2 separate regions of the Homo sapiens genome follow, and region 2 is linked to region 1. A link is an interaction called in ENCODE POLR2A ChIA-PET data of the cell type or tissue named here. Cell type or tissue: Panc1. All regions are shown on one strand. Links, peaks and the distances in the headings refer to the core of each region. The heading gives the core; the rest is flanking DNA.

Evidence for each region. ChIA-PET counts read pairs that join two places held together with the same protein. Peaks named below come from ENCODE experiments on the same cell type or tissue, not always from the same donor. Only the 100,000 strongest peaks of a DNase experiment are listed, where the experiment ranks them.
Region 2: POLR2A ChIA-PET joins it to region 1 with 19 read pairs; 2 of 35 experiments call an interaction of 5 or more read pairs at or near these places.

The regions. Positions count from the first base shown.
Region 1 is chr7:155,826,575-155,835,709 of GRCh38, reverse strand. No RefSeq gene overlaps it. Among named protein-coding and RNA genes, the nearest start is that of SHH, 19 kb to the right of the region's middle. RefSeq lists an enhancer at 1-330. In Panc1, for the core only: no CTCF peak of the experiment used is centred there; no DNase peak of the experiment used is centred there.
Region 2 is chr7:155,879,803-155,888,937 of GRCh38, reverse strand. No RefSeq gene overlaps it. Among named protein-coding and RNA genes, the nearest start is that of SHH, 72 kb to the right of the region's middle. RefSeq lists an enhancer at 1,816-3,015. In Panc1, for the core only: no CTCF peak of the experiment used is centred there; no DNase peak of the experiment used is centred there; H3K27ac peaks cover 304 bases.

The DNA of each region.
Region 1 (9,135 bases), core at 436-8,435:
CAGGAGCCTGGACTGGAAGTGACTGGGCCCAGGGGACCCTGAGCTCAGGGAGAGAGGGCAGCCGCCCAGCTCGGGCCCCATGCCATCCCCCTTGGGCCTCGCCTGTGTCGTCACCATCTGCAGGCACCAGGGCCTTCCCTGTGGCTCAGAAGTCTGTCCTCAGAGTGTGTTTTTGTCCATCATTTCAGAAGATAAACTAAAGGAGTTATGAGAATTCCAGGAAATTATATATATAGGAGTCATTTCCTACGTATAATCTCTAAACATATCGTTTTGTAAATAATTTTTATTATATACAGAAATTGGAAGAATTATAGGAAGGAGCCAGGTACAGTGGCTCATGCCCATAATCCCATTTCTTTGGGAGGCCAAGGCAGGAGGATCGCTTGAGCCCAGGAGTGCAAGACCAGCCTAGGTAACATAGTGAGACCCCATCTCTGCGAAACATAAAATTAAAAAAAAAAAATTAACCAGGCCTGGCGTGTGCACCTGTGGTCCCAGTACTTTGGGAGGCTAAGGTAGGAGGATCGCTTGAGCCCAGGAGGTTAAGGCTGCGGTGAGCCAAGACTGCACCACTTACTCCAGCCTGGGCAACAGAGCAAGACCCTGACTGCTCCTTCCCACCAAAAAAGAACTATAGGAATGAACTCAGAGACCCTGACTAAGGGCAGGGGCTCAGAGACAGTCACTGTCTTCACAGAGCAACATGATAAAGGGCTGGCTCTGCGGAGGGAAACTCTGAGAACGGCCACCAGCCCCGGGCCTTCCCCTCTCACCACCCAACCCTTGAGGGAGGCCTCACCCCTCACTCTGCCTCCGCTGTTGACCTGGCTCCTGCGAAGCGAATGCAGATTCCAGTCGAGGAATGCACACCTAGACACACACCCAGGAGAGCTGCACACATCACAGCCACAGTAGCACGGCTCACAATGGCCAAAAGTGGAGAAAACACAAACATCCATTGTGGACAAACGGACACACAAAACGCTCCTCCGTGCCCTGTGGTGTCGCTCAGCCACAAAGTGACAAGGAGCCCCATCATACACCACAACACAGGCGAGCCTGGAAGCATCGTGCTGTGTGACTGTTCTAAAGAAGCTGCCACAGGGACCTTGCATTGTGCCATTTCATTCATGCCAAATGTCCAGACGAGGGAAACCTGCAGAGCCAGAGAGTGGATCTGTTGGGAGAGGCCGGGGGAAGGGAGGGTTAGAGCCCAAGGTTACTTTTGGAGGTCATGAATAGCTCCGAAACTGTGGTGATGGCTGCACGTATCTGTGAATATGCTGAAAACCACTGGATTATACAATTCAAACGGGTCAATGTATGGTGAGCGTATTACATCTTGAAAAATCTTTTTTTTTTTTAAGTGACAGCTCATGGACCCAGAAAACCACCAACCAATTCCCGCTATGGGCTTAAGGAGTGGCCTAGCAGTCTATGAATGGGGCTTGGCCCACTGGGCAGCCCCCGTCCTCCCATCCCCCCAGGTCCTTCCAGAGCACTCCATCCCCACTGAGCCACACTGAGCCTCATCTAGCAAATGGCACTTTTTTGAGAACCAAGCTCTCCTTAAAGAACAGAGCAGGAAACTCACAGTGCACTTGCAAACCTCTGGCCTTTAGAATGCCAGCTGCCAGAGACCTCTGTCACCCCAGATGTGTCAGCTGGCCCCCAGCTGCATGCTCCCCACTCGGCCCCAAAGAGGACAGGGTGGAGGCATGGCTGGACTTCCCAGGCAGCAGAACCAAAGACCGTTTGGTTTTTCAGGAGGAAGCGGGTGTCCCCAGGCTTTGGCACCCTCCATCAGAAACGCCACTGCGTGTCCAAAGCCTCAGGCTTTCTTGGGAGCAGCTTTCCGTGATGGGAGGGACAACCCACCAGCTGTCACCACTCAGCGCAGAGGCAGGCAGGTTCCCAGGGCACTGCCTGGGAATTCCGATGGGGGTGGTGCAGACTCGGCCTCAGGTTCCCAGCAGGTGCGGCTGGACAACCAGTCAAAGAGCCCCCAAAGAGCAGCCTCACCGCAGCCGTGCCCACAAAGGATCCCCAGCACGCCGAAATGCCACGAGACATCATTGTGCAACTAGCCAAGATTTCAAATGTCTCCAGAGCTTAAGCCAAGTTCCATTTTGCTGTTAGTTTCTGCTGAGATGCACAGAAGTTTGTAAAAAAGGCTGTTTTCAGGATTCACCAAAGAAATTGTTTGGGGGACTCTAAATGCCTGCAAGATCCAGAATTGGTATTTTTGAAAATTATTCCATAGCCTAAACCCACAGTCTCTGAGAAGCAAGCCATGGCGGGCAGAGGGTGTGAGGCCATCAGAGGCCTGCGCCGCAGCCCCCCCTCCAACTCACTTCCCCACTCTGAGCCACACAGCTTTGGGATCCGTGAAACTCAACCCTGGCTACACATCAGAATCACCTGGAAGATAATTCCTGGGCTCCATCCCAAACAAATTAAGTCATGGCTTCTGGCAGTGAGGCTAGGCAGAGGCATTTTTCTAGAACTTTCCAGATGATTCTAACGTGCAGCTGAAGTTGAAAACCTGATGAGATTGGCTGGGGCCTCGGTTCCTTCCAGCTCCAACATCCTTTGGCGCTTCTCTGTCACTCTGGAAGATTCTCTTCCCCCGGAAACTGAAGCAAATGCAGGGTCAGAGCAGCATTTGACCCAAGGAAGTGCCAAGCCCATCTCAGCAAAGTCACAGAGCAGGACTGACCTGCTGGGCTGAAGACAGCAGCATGGGCTACACCGGGGTAGCGACTGCTCTCACTCCTTGTCAGGACCACCGGGGCTGCTCATCCAACTGCAGGGAGCACCGAGGCAGGAGATCCATGTGGGGAGGTCTCAGGGCCAGGGCCAGGGTGGGGGCTGGAAGGTGAGTAGACGCAGAGAAAATCTCTGGGCCCACAGACCAGCAGATCCCAGCTCTCCAGGGTCACTCAAGACTGGCTGAGCCTTGACCCAGTCCCGTTTCTCCTTGACATCTAGAAGCTTTGCCTCACAGGCACCCTCCCTGCCCCCAGCTCTCCTCCCAGCCCAGCTCCTGGGGAGCTGTCTAAGGCCCAGCTCCTGCGGGGAGGCAAGGGGCAGGGAACTTCTGGCTCCAGCTCACTCCTTCTGCCACCTCGGGGTTGGGAAAGGGGCTGGTCCTCACCTCGTGTTCCTGAAGAGCTCTGAGATGTGAGCTCCCGCCGGTCTTAGGAGGATACTGGAAACTTGGAACTAACCTTCCTCTAAATGTTAAAATGTCTTGTATGTCAACCATTTTGCATGCAAATGTTTCTCAAGAAGGATTACAACATTTCTCTGCATCACTGAAGCCCGCTTTGGACAAAGCTGCCTTCCTCACGTGCCTGTTCCTTGCTTTACACAATCGCAAAGTCTGGCGGGACTGAAGGCAGGAGCGAGCTGAGCACCCTGAATGGTCGGGTGTCCCCAGCCTGCTGGCCAGGAGTCCCTTCGCCCAGCTTGTATCATTTTTCGATCTCTTCCCTTCATGAAGTCAACCTCTAAGAATCCCTCCCCTTTCTGTCATTTTATTTCTGAAACTGCTGGAGGTTTGCAGCCAGATAACCAAGTTAGAAATGTTTCCAGAGCAAGCAGCGTCCAAGTGGGGGTTACTGGTGCGTTCTGAGTACACGAGGCCCCTGCAGAGATGGGGTGTGTGAGGGTAAACAGTTTGTGTGTTTGCAGAAGGCCTGATGGAATTTTCCCACCAGAATTGTAAGGATTGCACCAGCTGATTCCAGCCTCCATAGGAGGAAAGTCCATGCAGAACCAGCGCTGAAATGGCCGGCTCACCGCTTTCGGAACAGTCTGCCCTGGTGTCCTTATCTACTCGTCTCTGTGTGTCACTGGCCAGGGGCTTGAAGGGCTGCCCTGGTTTTACATTTGGAAAAACTGAGGCCCCAAGAGGCAAAGAGGCTCCCAGGCGCACCGTGGGAAGCAGAGCCCCCCGACCCCGCGCTCCTCCCACTGCACTCTCTGTCTCTCTCCTCGCTGAGCACAGGCCTCCTGCACAGCGCCCGAGCCGCGCAGGATATGAAGAAAGGAGAGGCGTGCGCGGTCAGCCCACCCTCTTCCTTGAGCGTCTCTGCCAGGCTCCAGGCTGAGGAGTGGGGACCACCGTCTGATCTCTCCGTGGCTCAAGGGTTTCAGGCTGGTGACCACATCGGTATCTATGGCAACAGCCCCACCACGTTCGCATCCCAGAATCGGACCTCCTGGCCCAGGCCGGGGTCTCCTGACAGCGGAGGACTCAGCCAGAAGATGCAGAAGACCGCTGCTGGGAAACCCGCCGGCCTCTACCCAGCTCCACAGGCTTCTGCCCGGCTCCACCGGCTTCCCTCTCCCTCCCTGAGGCTTGGTGTCCTCCTCTATAAAATGGACAGCCCCGGCTGCCCAGCCTCCCTCACTAAATTGCCAGAACGAAGGAGGTGCTTTGAGAAGTGACAGGCACTGTGCAAACCTCAGGGGCCTCTCCCCTGTCACTCACAGGGCACCCGGTCCGCAGAGCCTCACCTCCTCGGGTGCATCCGGGGTGCTGTTCGGGCAGTGGCTCGGCAGAACCAGCAGCCAAAGTGGCTGAGGGCAGAGTCCCTGACCCCCCGACAACCCGGTCAGAACTCACTCTCCCTTGGTGCCCGGAACGCAGAGGCGCTTCGGAAACAAGATTTCTCATCTGGGTAATTTCGGGATGGCTCCTTCGCCTCGGAACCTGACTTCACTGCCGGGGTCCGCCTCTTACCCCATCCCTGTCTGCCCCCTGCACGCTCAGCCCACTCCTCCCTCCCAAATGTCCCCAGCTCTCTCAGGTCCTCCACCTTGACTGAGAATTCCAGATTTACAGCCTGGGCAACATGGCAAAACCTCACCTCTAAAAAAACACAAAAATTAGCCTGCCACCTAATTAACCAGGCACGTGCCTGTAGTTCCAGCTACCTGGGAGGCTGAGGTGGGAGGATGGCTGGAGCCCAGGTGGTCAGGGGTGCCATGAGTCAAGATCATACCCTGCCCTCCAGTCTGGATGACAGACTAAGACCCTATCTATCTCAAAAAAAAAAAAAAAAAAAGACAGAGAGAGAGAGAGAGAGAGAATTCCAGATTTTGGTCCCGCTCATGTAATTCCCAATTTCACTTGGCAAACGTGGCCTCTCCCTGACTATCCTCCAACTTAGCATCAGTGAGGCCCAGAAATGGCAGCACAGGGCAGCCAGCAGGGTGTGGTGATGGAGCTGTTGCTGTAAGGCACGTGGATACATTGATGCCAGAGGTCACGTCCCCCTTGCCCACCCCTCCCAAGGAGGACGTGCAGGGCTGGACTGGGTGAGAGCCTCACTGATCCAGGGCCTTGGACTCCTCCCCTGGCACGCACAGTGGGTGGTGTTTTACCCATCCTCCTACGAGTCACTCCTTTCCAAGTGCCACATCCCCAGAGGACGTGCCAGGTGCGGCTGCTGACTGCGCTGGGGCCCCATTAAGGCATCTGTCTGCCTGACTGCACAGCTTAGGTCATCATTGGACGGGGTAGGACCCCGTGGACCCGGCTTCCCTTGCATCTCTCAGCTCTTCTGGGAAGGAGGCCACCTCCAGCACTAGCCCAGGAGACGAGTCAGTTACTGGCGTCAGAAGGGGAGGCCCACCAGAGAGAAAGAGAGAGTGGGCCCCTTCTCACTGGAAGGAGGGGACGGCCTTTGGGCAGCCCTGGGGTGTGCACCTGCTGGCACCTGGCCTGGCATGTGCTCCAGGTGCGGGAGTGACTTGGGGTGCAAGGCAAGGCTCTGTGCTGAAGGCTTCATGTGGGCACTCTGTGTTCCAGCTTTATGGAGGAAAGACTGAAATATAAAAATCATAGGTATTTAGTGCGTGCAACATGGTCTTTTGTATAAGTACACACTGCGAAATGGCCATGACAATCAAGCTGACTAACACATCCAATAGCTCACACGCTTTCCATTTTCCTGTCTTAAGAACACTTGAGATCTACCGTCTTTGCAAATTTCAGATATACTTTATTACCGACTATAGTCACCCTGCTCCCCGTTGACCCTCCAATGATAACTGAAACTTTGTACCTTCTGAGTAACAGCGCCCCATTCCCCCAGCCCCCAGCCCCCAGTAACCACCATTCTACAGGCCCCAGCCCCCAGTAACCACCATTCTACTCTCTGATACTATGAGTTCCATGTTTTCTTAGATTTCACATAGAGGTGAAATCATGTATATTTGACTTTCTGTGTCTGACTTATTTATTTCACTTAGTATAATGTTCACCAGTTCCATCCACGTTGCTGCAAATGAGAGGATTTCACTGCTTTTTATGGCTGAATAGTACTCCATTGTGCACATACACTGCATTTTCTTTATCCATTCATCCACCAGTGGACACTTAGGGTGATTCCAAACCTTGGCTATTGTGGACAGTGTTGCAGTGGACATGGGTGTGGACAGCTCTTGAGGGCATTGATGGCATTTCCTTTGGGTACATGCCCAGGAGTGGAATGACTGGTGATATGATTTCGATTTGTGTCCCTGCCCCAATCTCACGTCTACTTGTAATTACTAATGTTGGAAGAGGGGCCTGGTGGGAGCTGATTGGATCATGGGGGTGGAGCTCCCCTTTTCTGTTCTCATGATAGTGAATGAGTGCTCACAGGGTCTCGTTGTTTAAACGTGCATAGCACCTCCCCCTTTGCTCTCTTCCTCCTTCTCCAGCCATGGAAGAAGTGCCTCCTTCCCCTTTGCCTTCCGCCATGATTGTAAGTTTCCTGAGGCCTCTCCAGCTAGGCTTCCTGTACAGCCTGTGGAACCATGAGCCAATTAAACCTCTTTTCTGTACACATTCCCCAGTCTCAGATAGTGGTTTGTTTGTTTTTTGGGTTTTTTTTTTTTTTTTTTTGAGACAGAGTCTCGCTCTGTGGCCAGGCTGGAGTGCAGTGGCGCAATCTCGGCTCACTGCAACCTTCCAATTCCCTGGTTCAAGCGATTCTGTTGCCTCAGCCTCCCGAGTAGCTGGGATTACAGGCACACACCACCACGCCCAGCTAATTTTTGCATTTTTTTAGTAGAGATGGGGTTTCACCATGTTGGCCAGGATGGTCTCGATCTCCTGACCTTGTGATCCACCCGCCTCAGCCTCCCAAAGTGCTGGGATTACAGGTGTGAGCCACTGTGCCTGGCTCAGGTAGTTCTTTATAGCAATGTGAGAACAGATTAGTACCACTGGATCATATGGTAGATCAAATTTTGGATTTTCAAGAAACCCTATACTGTTCTCCACAGTGGTTATGCAGTCTTGATAAGTCAAAATAACCACAATGTTGAATAAATGAAGCAAAGCGTGGCAGCCTGTCCACATTGTCACCTCCTTCTTCTGGTTACAAAGTCTCTCTGTGGACTTTGTGCCCACCTGGCAGGGCTTTCCACTGGAAGTCTCCTCCTGGAGAAGCACTCTGCCCCAGCCAGAAGAGCGAGAACCCCAAACTGTGCACACAGTAACCGGCCCAGAGGAAGCACGTGAACCAAGAAGGCCAAATCCAAGCCTCTTAGGGAAATTACTAGGGATGCCAAAGACCCCAGAGCCAGGTGCTGCCAAGAGCCGTCTCTGCCACTAAATAGAGAGCTGCTTGAAAATGAAATCAACAGAGACCCAGGTGCAACAATATGGCAGACTGAGCTAAGCCGGGACCACATCTCTCCTGCACAAACAAGAGATGATGGGTAACATGTCAATTAATACGTACCTGGAAAGGAAATAAAGAGATATCCTCTGGTGACTACAAAAAAAAAAAAAAAAACTTAAGCCAGATCCTTAAGCTTGTGAACTGTCATTGCAACAACCCAAGGGGTTGACTTGGCCTCTGCTCATTTGAGGCAGGGACCTCACTCTCACCCTGAACATGGAAGGGCTTCTATCACAGGGAAGGGACTGACAAGGGGATGGGAAAATGCTAACCTTTCACTCCAAAAAGCAAAAAAGAAACATGGCTCTGCCCAGGACTCTGTGTCAGAAACAAACAGAAGCCAAAACAGAAAGTCCTCTGCCAGGAGGAACTGGAGATCCCAACAGTGCCACAGATGGGTGTGGTCTCCAGGTTTGTGCCCACTGCACGGTGCACGGCACCCCAGCCAAGAAATGCACACGACCCCTGAGGCACAGAAGCAAGTGTGAAAACTCCGTGCTTTCCTCTCCAGGGACTCAGAGCCCCTTTGGTGTGGTTCATGACAGGACTCGCTGCCTTGAGTTACTTAAACCACAGGACTGGGTGTTACATTTCGACCAAAAGACAGTCTGGGAATGGTCTTAGACAATAGGAGCTGACTAAATGCTTGTGAAATAAACGGAAGTAGGAATAAATGATGGTACATGAACCAGAGAACACGCTTCTTCCGGATGTCTCCGGCCTCTGGAAAATACCGGGGTGCACGGTCCCTTGAATTTTAGGGCTGGTTCATGGGCGGGACTTTGAACCCACCAGAGAAGCCCAAGTGGACGGAGACCTCACACTGTGATTGAGGGTCAGGGTCTGTTTTCTAGTTCTGCCCACGCAACCTCCTCAACCCTTGACATGAGCGAGGCACCTGCATTAGAGAAGCTTCGGTTTCCTCGTCCAGAACATTAGAGGGTTGGATCCGATTCCTGGCTTGCATTTTACTTCTAAGTTTTGATGACGGCCTCCTGAGATGATACCATACACACTTTTCCTTTTCCTTTTCCTTTTCTGGTTGTTTTTGGGGGGTTTTTTTGTTTGGTTGGGTTTTTTTTTTTTTTTTTTTTTGATGAGTCAGAAACTCAAAGATTTCCTGGGATGTCTGCGGACTCTGCCCTGCTCAGAGACAAGGAGCATTTTCTAGACCACATTCTGTTCCCTGTTTCATGGTCGGCTTCTGAGCACTTTGTTTTTGTTTTGATTTTCCTCTTTGCTCTCTGAATGATGATTTATCTGGTTTTTGGAATAGAGGCTGAAAGGCCTAATTGTGTGTGTGGCTTCTGAGGTTGTTTCAATTTATAAATATTTTAATAGGACTTTTATTCCTTCATAACAAATATCTTAAAAACCTTTGTACTCAGAGCAAATGCCTTGGTTTTTCCTATTTAAAAAAAAAAAAAGAAGAAGAAATTTTTTTCTT
Region 2 (9,135 bases), core at 451-8,450, 53 kb before region 1:
CCACCATCTGTGCGTTCCCCTCACCACAATCAAATGTGCCCACACTTCAGCCTGAAAGACCTGACAAGGAAAATCCCTCCACCACTTGCATTGTCTGGGTCCCAAACAGAACAGCAACAAGATCAGAGTTGCTGGGCAACAATCAATAAATAACAATGACCAGTAATGTGACATGGGTTTATTATGTACATGGAAATTCAGTTTCACATAGTTAAAAAGTTGTCCTCAAAGAAAAAAGCAAAACCTAGGCTCTTCATGGTAATCTCTGGCAAAGTGAGGTTCCTAAACTTCCAGCTTAACTAAGTTAGCTGAATGGCAGGCCTGGTTTTATAAAACAAAGAAAGCAAAAGCTCCACGTACTTCTAAGGTCTAGGGGGCTGGGGTTAGTATAGAAAGTTAGATTTATAGGGTGACTAGGCATTGACTGATGGGACCCACAGGAGACAGAGAAGACCCTAAGGGAGGGGACGAGGCCATTGTGTGGATGGGGCCACCAGCCGACACACTGGACACTGCCAGGCTGGCATGGTTTGAGATAGAGTAAGGGTGAAGTTTCCCAGGCTCTTGCCTGTAATCCCAGCACTTTGGGAGGCCAACGCGGGCAGATCATCTGAGGTTGGGAGTTCGAGACCAGCCTGACCAATATGGAGAAACCCCGTCTCTACTAAAAATACAAAATTAGCCAGGTGTGGTGGTGCATACCTGTAATTCCAACTACTCGGGAGGCTGAGGCAGGAGAATTGCTTGAACCCGGGAGGCAGAGGTTGCGGTGAGCCGAGATAGTGCCACTGCACTCCAGCCTGGGCAACAAGAGCGAAACTCTGTCTCAAAAAATAAAATAAAATAATTAACCATAACGTTAATTATGACCCAGCAATTCCACTCCCACCAATGCACCCAGGAGACATGAAACTGACATTCATACGAACAACCTGCACATGAATGTTCACAGCAGCATTACTCACAATCCCCAAAACAAGGATGCAACCCACACGTCCACCCACAGATAAGTGCATCAATAAAATAGAGTCTGTTCGCGCACTGGGCTGTTACTCCACCGTGGGAAGGAATGAAGGCCCGATGCACGCTACCACATGGATGAACCGTGAGAACATGCTAAGTCAAAGAGGCTGGTCGTGTTGTATGATCCCACCTGAAAATATGAAGTGTTCAGAATAGGGACCCCTCAGAGACAGAAACTGGATTTGTGGGCGCCATGGACTGGGGAAGGGAGGATAGAGGAGTGACAGCTACTGCACACAAGGTTTCTTTCACGGTGATAAAAATGTTTGGGACTTACTAATGATGATGACTGCACAACTCTGAAATATACTAAAACATACGAATTGCACACTTCTAAATGGTGAATTTTATAATAAGTGAATCATAGCTCAATTTTTAAAATTAAATTAAAAAATAATAAAACAGCAAGGGCCAAAGCAGCCCAGCCCTGGAAGGGCGGTTGGTAGGTTGGCCTGGCCCCCAGTCCTCACACCCCACCACTGCCGCCTCTGCCCGGCCCCCTCAAGACCAGGGGCCCAGGCCGACACCCCTCCACACCGGGGGAGCCACAGCCAAGTGCAGAAGCTCCAGCCCTGGCTCGGCACGCCTCCTGTCCGACCTGGCCACGCAGCTCTCTCCTGCACAGTCGGAATTCCTTCCACCCCCAGCCCACAGTGCAGCCATGGCAGGACAGGGGAAGACCAGGGGTGAACCATCTGGGTCGCCCTTGAGGGAGAAGAGACCCAGAGAGAAGAGGTCAAAAGAACGCTCTCAGGCAGAAACCGAGTGGCTTCCTGGGCCTGGGAACTGCAGTCCCTGGAGGAGACACCAGGCCAGGGACGAGGACCACGTGCTTGACTGTGCGAGCTGCATGAGCGATTGTGCAGTCCCTGAGCGGGTCTGGCAGCTCCAAAGTGCTTCGCAAAATCAGGACGCCCGGGGTGCTGGAGTCACACTCAGCGCTCTCTGCCAATCTGGGTTAAGCCCTTTCCAATCCCTGCAGGAGCACAGCCAGTCGGCAGGTCTCAGCTCCCATGTCTCACGGGGAAGAAACAGAGGCAGAGATGAGTCCAGGGAGGCTCCCACGGCCTCCCTCAGCTGTACGTGGCGGCAGGGCACCCATACCAGGCGCACGCCCTCAGCGGAGCTGCATGGGTCTGCCCGTGATGTGGAGCCTGGAAGAAGCCGACGTGCAGCAAGTCTTGGATGGGAAGATCATGAAGAACGCAGGCGTCCCTCTGAGCCCCTTCACCCCGCCAGCCCCACCCCAGGCTCCCAGCTTGCCCTCCGAGTTGGCCTTGTCAGGGAAAGGAGCCAGCAGACGCCCTCTCGCTCAGGTGAACAGGACCACCTCCGGGCTAAGCCTTCCATTCCAGTCTGTCCTCCCTGTGATCGCACCCGTAAAACCACATTCTGCTCCCCCACACCCTCTCCACGTCTGCGCATGCTTGCCCATTTTCTCACCCACAGGGGTGGGCGTCCCTCACCCCACGCCCTCTCCACGTCTGCACACGCTTACCCATGTTTCTCACCCACAGGGATGCACTTCCCTCACCCCACGCCCTCTCCACGTCTGCACACGCTTACCCATGTTTGTCACCTACGGGGATGCGCTTCCCTCACCAGGCTGCACCCTCCGTGACACAGGGCAGTGTTGCCCACTCTACATCCCGTGTCCAGCACAGGGTCTGATAAATATCGACAGAGTGAATGAATGAGTGAATGAATGAGTGAATGAATGAACGGGGACTCATGGATTTCTGCTACTCACCTCCCTCAGAGCATCTTCACCATGGAATGAGCAAAGCCACACAACTCCCCAGGACCCTCAGTGTCTGAGGAAGGGAAGGAAGCTTCAAGGCCACTCAATCCAACCTCCTTCCCAGAACTGAAACCCCCAAGCCTGCTTCCCAGGACGTCTGTCCCTTCTGCCCGGCGTGCACTCACAGGCCCCACTCTGACTGTGTAGAATCGGGGGGCTGTTTTCAGGGTGCCTTGCTCACTTCCCTAACACCTCATCCCTCCCGCCCCCACCAACGCCAAAGGAAGAAGGAAAAGGATGGGGGAGGAGGAGGGAAGAGAAAAGAAGAGAATCAAAAGAGAAACACAAGTCTAATCATCGAATAGCCCAGCGTGTGCCGAGAGGAAACGGGAGGCGGGATGAGCTCACAGCCCTGGGAAGGGAAGGGCAGGAGGCCCGGCCAGGCAGTGGTGACTCAGGGCTGTGCTTTTGTGACTTGTCCACAATGGTGGGGCGGTACACGGGCTCCACGCAGAACAAAGCAGTTCTATGGAGCAGCTACCAAACCCAGGGCAGAGCTGGGAGCAAACACTCGGGGAAGAAAGGCAGCTCCTGGGTGTGGGCTGGGGGCCGCAGGAAGTGCAGGAGCATTCATGGGTCTTCCAGGAAGCAGCGTGCTCACAGGGCACCCAGGACGGAGGAGGGGGCACAGAGGCCCACGCTGAGAAGACTCAGCCACAGGATGAACTGCTAGACTAGGCTGGAAAATATTTGAGGCCAAGGAGCGACCTCACCCTACGGCTTTCCAGGACTCCAGGCAGCATCCACAGGCTCCGTGTAAGGCCCAGCTCCTCAGGCTCTGGCCAGAGCTTGTGGCACCGGCCTGGCCCTGCCAGGTGTCCCTAGGCCTGCCTGGCCCCTCTGGTTTGTACCAACTTTAAGCACAAGGATGGCTGCTGCCTCCATCTGCATTCTTCCTGGGACACCCCCTCCTTGCACAAGCTTTGAGGCACCTGAAAGTCCACAGCGTCTCCCCATCACTGCAATCCCCGCGACACTTCTGCCACCGCAGGCACACCCAGCAACAAGGCATTCGCAGGAACCAAGGGCGAACACAGGCAGAGCAGGTGCCCAACAGCTGTGTGGCCTCTGAAGCCTCAAGCAGTCCAGAGCTGAAGTCAACCCAAGAGAATGCCACCAGCCTCTGTGACGGGCTCCAGGGGCCCTACGAGGGGCCTGCCCCTTCCTGACCCACGGCCCCCCTCTGGGGCTCAACTCAGTCTCCCGTTGCTCTAGCTGTGTGGTGTGACCTCTGCATCTCACCTCCTGTGCCATACAGTGCCACTACATCAGGGGTCTTCACGCCTGTGCATAAAGGGCACAACCCCATTTAGAAACCCTCTCCCAGCAAGTGTGCTCTTTGCTACTGGGCTCCCGGCTCCGGGGAACCGGCCTGAAGGGGCCAGGCCTTAGGACAGCCCCTCTTGATAGAGACAGAGTTTTATTTGTTCCTTGTTGAAAGTGTCTCTGGTACCTGTTCACCCACGAGGGCTGAGAAGGTGGTGAATGGGTGCAGGCACAGGTGCCTAGGAAGGGCTGTCCCCCACACTCTCCCGCAAACCAACATCACAGCAAGGGCAGAACCAGGAGCTACCCTGTAGGTAGCCGAGAGCCCCGTGTGCTGAGCAAGCTGACATTTCCCCATCCGTCCTTGCTGTCAGCCACTTGCTGCCCTGCTGAATGTCAGCTCTGCCTCCGGACGCCCAGAGTGGATGGCCAGGCCTCTGCTCCAGCAGCAGACGAGCACAGCGCGGGGCTGGGGGGCTGGAAAGCAGTCTTCCTTAACAAATACAAAACCCCCTGAGTAAGCTTCCCAGACCACTCAAACCAAACCCACCCACCCCCGGCAAATCCCTCTCCCTCACAGCACCTTCAGGGCTACCCAGCCTCTAAGAACCTGCTGTTGACATCCAATTCTTTAGACGTTTTCCTAATCAGATAGGATTTCCAGCAGGAACAGAAATGAATGGGGCACCTCATGAAGTCAAGTGAGCCCCACAGGGACTGAGGGGCTGTCCTCCTCCAGGCCCAGCAGAAGGCTCTTTGACTCCCTTTCTTGAAAGCGCGTCCCTTGCACCCTCCAGCCTATGTCTCAGATCACACCGGTCATTCCTTGGACGGACGGGCCACCCATGGCATCACCTGGAATACAGCACGGGGCACCACCATTAGGAGTCCAGGGCCTGATGCAATCACAGGGCAGGAAAGTGAAAGACAAACAGGAAAGGAAGCAAGAAGGAAGGAGAGACACCAACAGGACACCCCAGCCCACTGTCTTGGGGGCAGCTCATACCAAGAACAGGAAGAGGAGCTGCAGAGGCCATACAGGAGCCTGGAAACCACGTGGGAAGTAGCAGCGAGGGATCACCCGAGCCCTGGCCTAGGCATGCGGGTGGGTCGGGACGGGACTGGTCCAGCAGCCACTTCTGTCCCTGCTTACTCTGCCTGGCCACCATGGCAGACAGGAGCTCTGCTCAGGGACCCAGGGTGGGAGCCTGCCCATCTCTGCGCATGCTTTCAGGATCACGGGGGCGAGGAAAAGAGTGTGATGTGCTGGCTCTTGGAGCTTCTGCCCCAAAGTGACACAGGCCACTGCCACACATATTTCATTGACTCAGGCAAGTCACACAGCCACTCTCAGGTCCAGCAAGGTGGAAATGTGTAATCCTTTCACAGGAGGGGCACCAGGTATTGTTAAACAATCATGCAGACCATAGCAGAGGGAAAATTGGTACAAGCATCTTAGAGAACAGTTGACTGTCTAGGGGAGCTGAGGAAATACACATCCTAGGGTCCAGCAATTCCACTGCTGACAACACAGCCTAGAGACACTTAGGCCCATACACAGGCCACGCAGACCAGTGATGCTCCTAAGAGCTGGAAACGACTCAAATAGCCATCAAATGCAGAATGAGTACAAGATGATGGCACATTTAGAAAGACAGACCCATATACAGCAATCGAATGAACAAGTTAGAACTGCAGGCAGCAACATGGACTAATCTTAAAAACATCATGTTTAGCAAAATCAATGACTCAAAAGAACATCAACAGTGGAATTCCACTTTATAATCTTTGAAAAACAGCAACACTAAATCCTATTTTAAAGACACATGCGTTGTTCAAAACTACAGGGCCAAACAAGGAAGGGCTCCACATGGAAGTCAGCAATGGGGCTCCTCACGAGGAGGGAGGAGAACTTCTGGGGAGACAGCAGGGTCCTGCTTCCCTGAGTCAGTGGGAGAATCACACTGTTGTTTACAATTATTCACTATGCTGTCTGTGAATTTTATGCATTTTTTGTTTGCTTTATATTTCACAATTAAAGGTTTTCATAAATGGAAGCACGATGAATAATGCATTTGGTATTATTACACACGCAGTGAAGTCAGCGTGGGCCAGAGGGCAGGAGCAAGGAGACCTGCTGTGTTCCCTACATCCCCAAGAGGCCCGGATGGAGATGCTCAGCCTCCTGGGCCCTGAGTTTCCTGGGTGGCTACAGAAGTGTGCCAGAACAATTGGGTTTTAAGTCTCTCCCCTCTCTTTTTTATTTTTATTTTTTTGGTTGGGGGGCGTCAGGGTCTTGCTCTGTCACCCAGGCTGGAGTGCAGTGGTGCTATAGCAGCTCACTGCAGCTTTGACCTCTTGGGCTCAGGCGACCCTCCCGCCTCAGCCTCCTGAGTAGCTGGGACCACAGGCACACTCCCCAAGCCTGGCTGTCTCCTGCCTTTCTATTGTAGATTCTGATTCATATTAGGACAGAAAATCCTCTCGCTGTGATCCTGTGAAGAGTCTTTCATCCGAGACACCATGGGCCTTCCAAACAGAAACACCTCCATTCCTTCCCAGTGGCGAAAGGACATGAAGAAAGCCCTTCCTTCAGGGCCCGCGTGGCCGCCGTGGGCTCCGCCTCTGCCCCGCCTCGGGAGGGAGCGCTGTCGTGGGAGAGCTTTCTGTTTCAGGTCAGCTGACTGCGTCCAGGAGACTGGAGGGAGCCCATCACCGCCTGCCCCGGAATCACCGATTGGGAAGAATCCTTGGAGGCAGCCTCAGCTGACGCCTCCATTTCTGACTGACAGTAGTGTAGCGACCATCGCGGTCACGTTTGGCGTATTTCTCCTTGCCTCGTCTACCTCAGCGACAACCAAGTGAGGCAGGTACTGTCATAACCTTCATTTCACAGATGGTGAAAAGGAGGCTTTGGGACGTTCACGGTCATGTGACTGGTCAGTGGTGCATATAGAGCGACAGTAGCCCTAGAGAGGGTTGGTGGTGACCTGCCTCGGGCACGTCCGGTGCTGGTGAAAATTAAGACCGAACTTAACTTTCACTTAAAATTAAGGCTGACCCTAGAATACAGATATCTGGGATTTTCCTGCTCAAGAGCACTGTAAACTACCTCGTGTCCCCCTCCAGGATGCCCTGCCTAACCCAGCTCCCCTCAGCCGAGCTCCCAGCTCCCCATCACCTGGTATCGACCATGACAGCTCTGGGTGGACACCTTCTCATGTGTCAGCCCCCCCACAAAGAAACAGGAAAGGAGACCACCACACCAGGCCCGGACTGCAGCTACAGCAGAGTAGCTTCTCTGTATGGACTATGGATAGCTTGAGTCAGCTTCCAAACCAAAGGCCAGAGGACTCTTTCTCTGGTGTGTGGCCAGCACCAGTGACACAGCCAGAAATGGTATGTGGCCTTTCTGCAGGATTCTGGGGAGAAAACACTGTGATAATGACAAGGCTGATTTTTTTAATGTATTTGGATCTGATTCGGAATGAATTTGTAATTCCCGTAATGATGCTTTCCCGAAGGAGAGAGGGAAATGTTCCGTTGAAGAGGGTTTGGCAAAAGCCAGTGTGTGACATTGGTAGGGTGTTTGGGGGTCGAGGGACAACTGGAGTGTCCATCCTGAAATTGTAGGTGCTGGGTGCCACTCATACAGTGTTCAGAGTGGGGGGGCATCTTAAGTAACTGTGAAGGATTTCTCTTTGTACAATACTTCTTTACTTCGGAGTTGAGAGGGTAATGGCGGATGTAAGATGAGAGAGACAGCCACCTGTTTTCTGGATGCCTTGGCAGTGGGACATGGCTACGACCCTCCCAGGTGCACACCTCTCAGGAAACTGAACAGCAACCTAAGTGCTTTGGCCAGGTGACCTGTGTGCAGAGCTTGGACCGCACTGACTCCCCCAGTGGCCTGACAGTACCAGAGGCCCATGGTCAGCATTCCCAGGCAGAGCACACAGCGGCGGCTCCTTCCTGCCTGGCTTCATATCCCAGATGGTGGCATTGTTTCCAAGGAATGAAAGTCAAATACACTTTCAGAATCAGAGAGGAGATCAAGGGTTTGAAATAGCCAAGACCAGTGCAATGCCAACTCTCACATTTACCCTCCCGGGCTGTCCACTCCGTGAGTGTCGTTGGCATCTCTACTTTCCACTGTGCTATGACACAATTGGGACCACCTTCCTGGGTCCGGGGACCTCTGAGAAGTTGCGGTTAAGTGGGGGCTTGGGAAGAACAATATGAATGTGAAGTTAAATTCTGAGGCAACCCGGTTCCTAAAAAGTCCAAATCTTAGATTTTCCAGCTGCCTTGCTTTGAGTTTCTAGAACTGAGCTTCTAGAGATTGGGAAGACAGAGGGCCACTAATGGACCCCATCATTTTACCGAGTACTTAAAATGCAATCTTTTTTAAATTTTCTTTTTCAGTTGCTCTTTAGAAGTTATCCCAATATATAATTTTTGACAGAGGATAAACTTAAATACGTAGGACACCTCACTGTAAAATTATGGAGACGGGTTTTGCATGTGGCTCCTGGAACCCATCTTACTGCCTTACGGTCAAGCCACAGGCACATTACTGCAAGAGGCTTAATGTGCACTTGAAGTATGCGGGTCTGTTGGTGTGAAGAACAAAGTGGAATCCAAGCTGTGTCTGGGAAGCGACACAGTCTACTTAGAGACCGGATATTATCCTTGTCATCCATCAGATGTCTGTGGTGAGCCTGCAGGGGATGGAAAGCACCAACAGAATGGCAAGCAAATTGGGAAAGCCAAGGGAACTCCCAGAGTGGTGAGGGTGGTGGCCTTGAGCATCCACTAAGTAGACCTTTGGTCCAGCAGGAAGTGTACCAGTTCAGATTGCTGCAGCCACAAAACTCACTAACCAAAGGCTTAAGTGATACCCTGTCTTCATCCTACTCTGATGAGAAGTTGAGAAACATCATTTAAACAGACTCATGTGGTGGACTGAGCACCGCTTCCAGGATAGCCACAGACACAGCCCCCATCTTGGGACATTTCAGAAGACAGAAGGAGGACCCGCACAG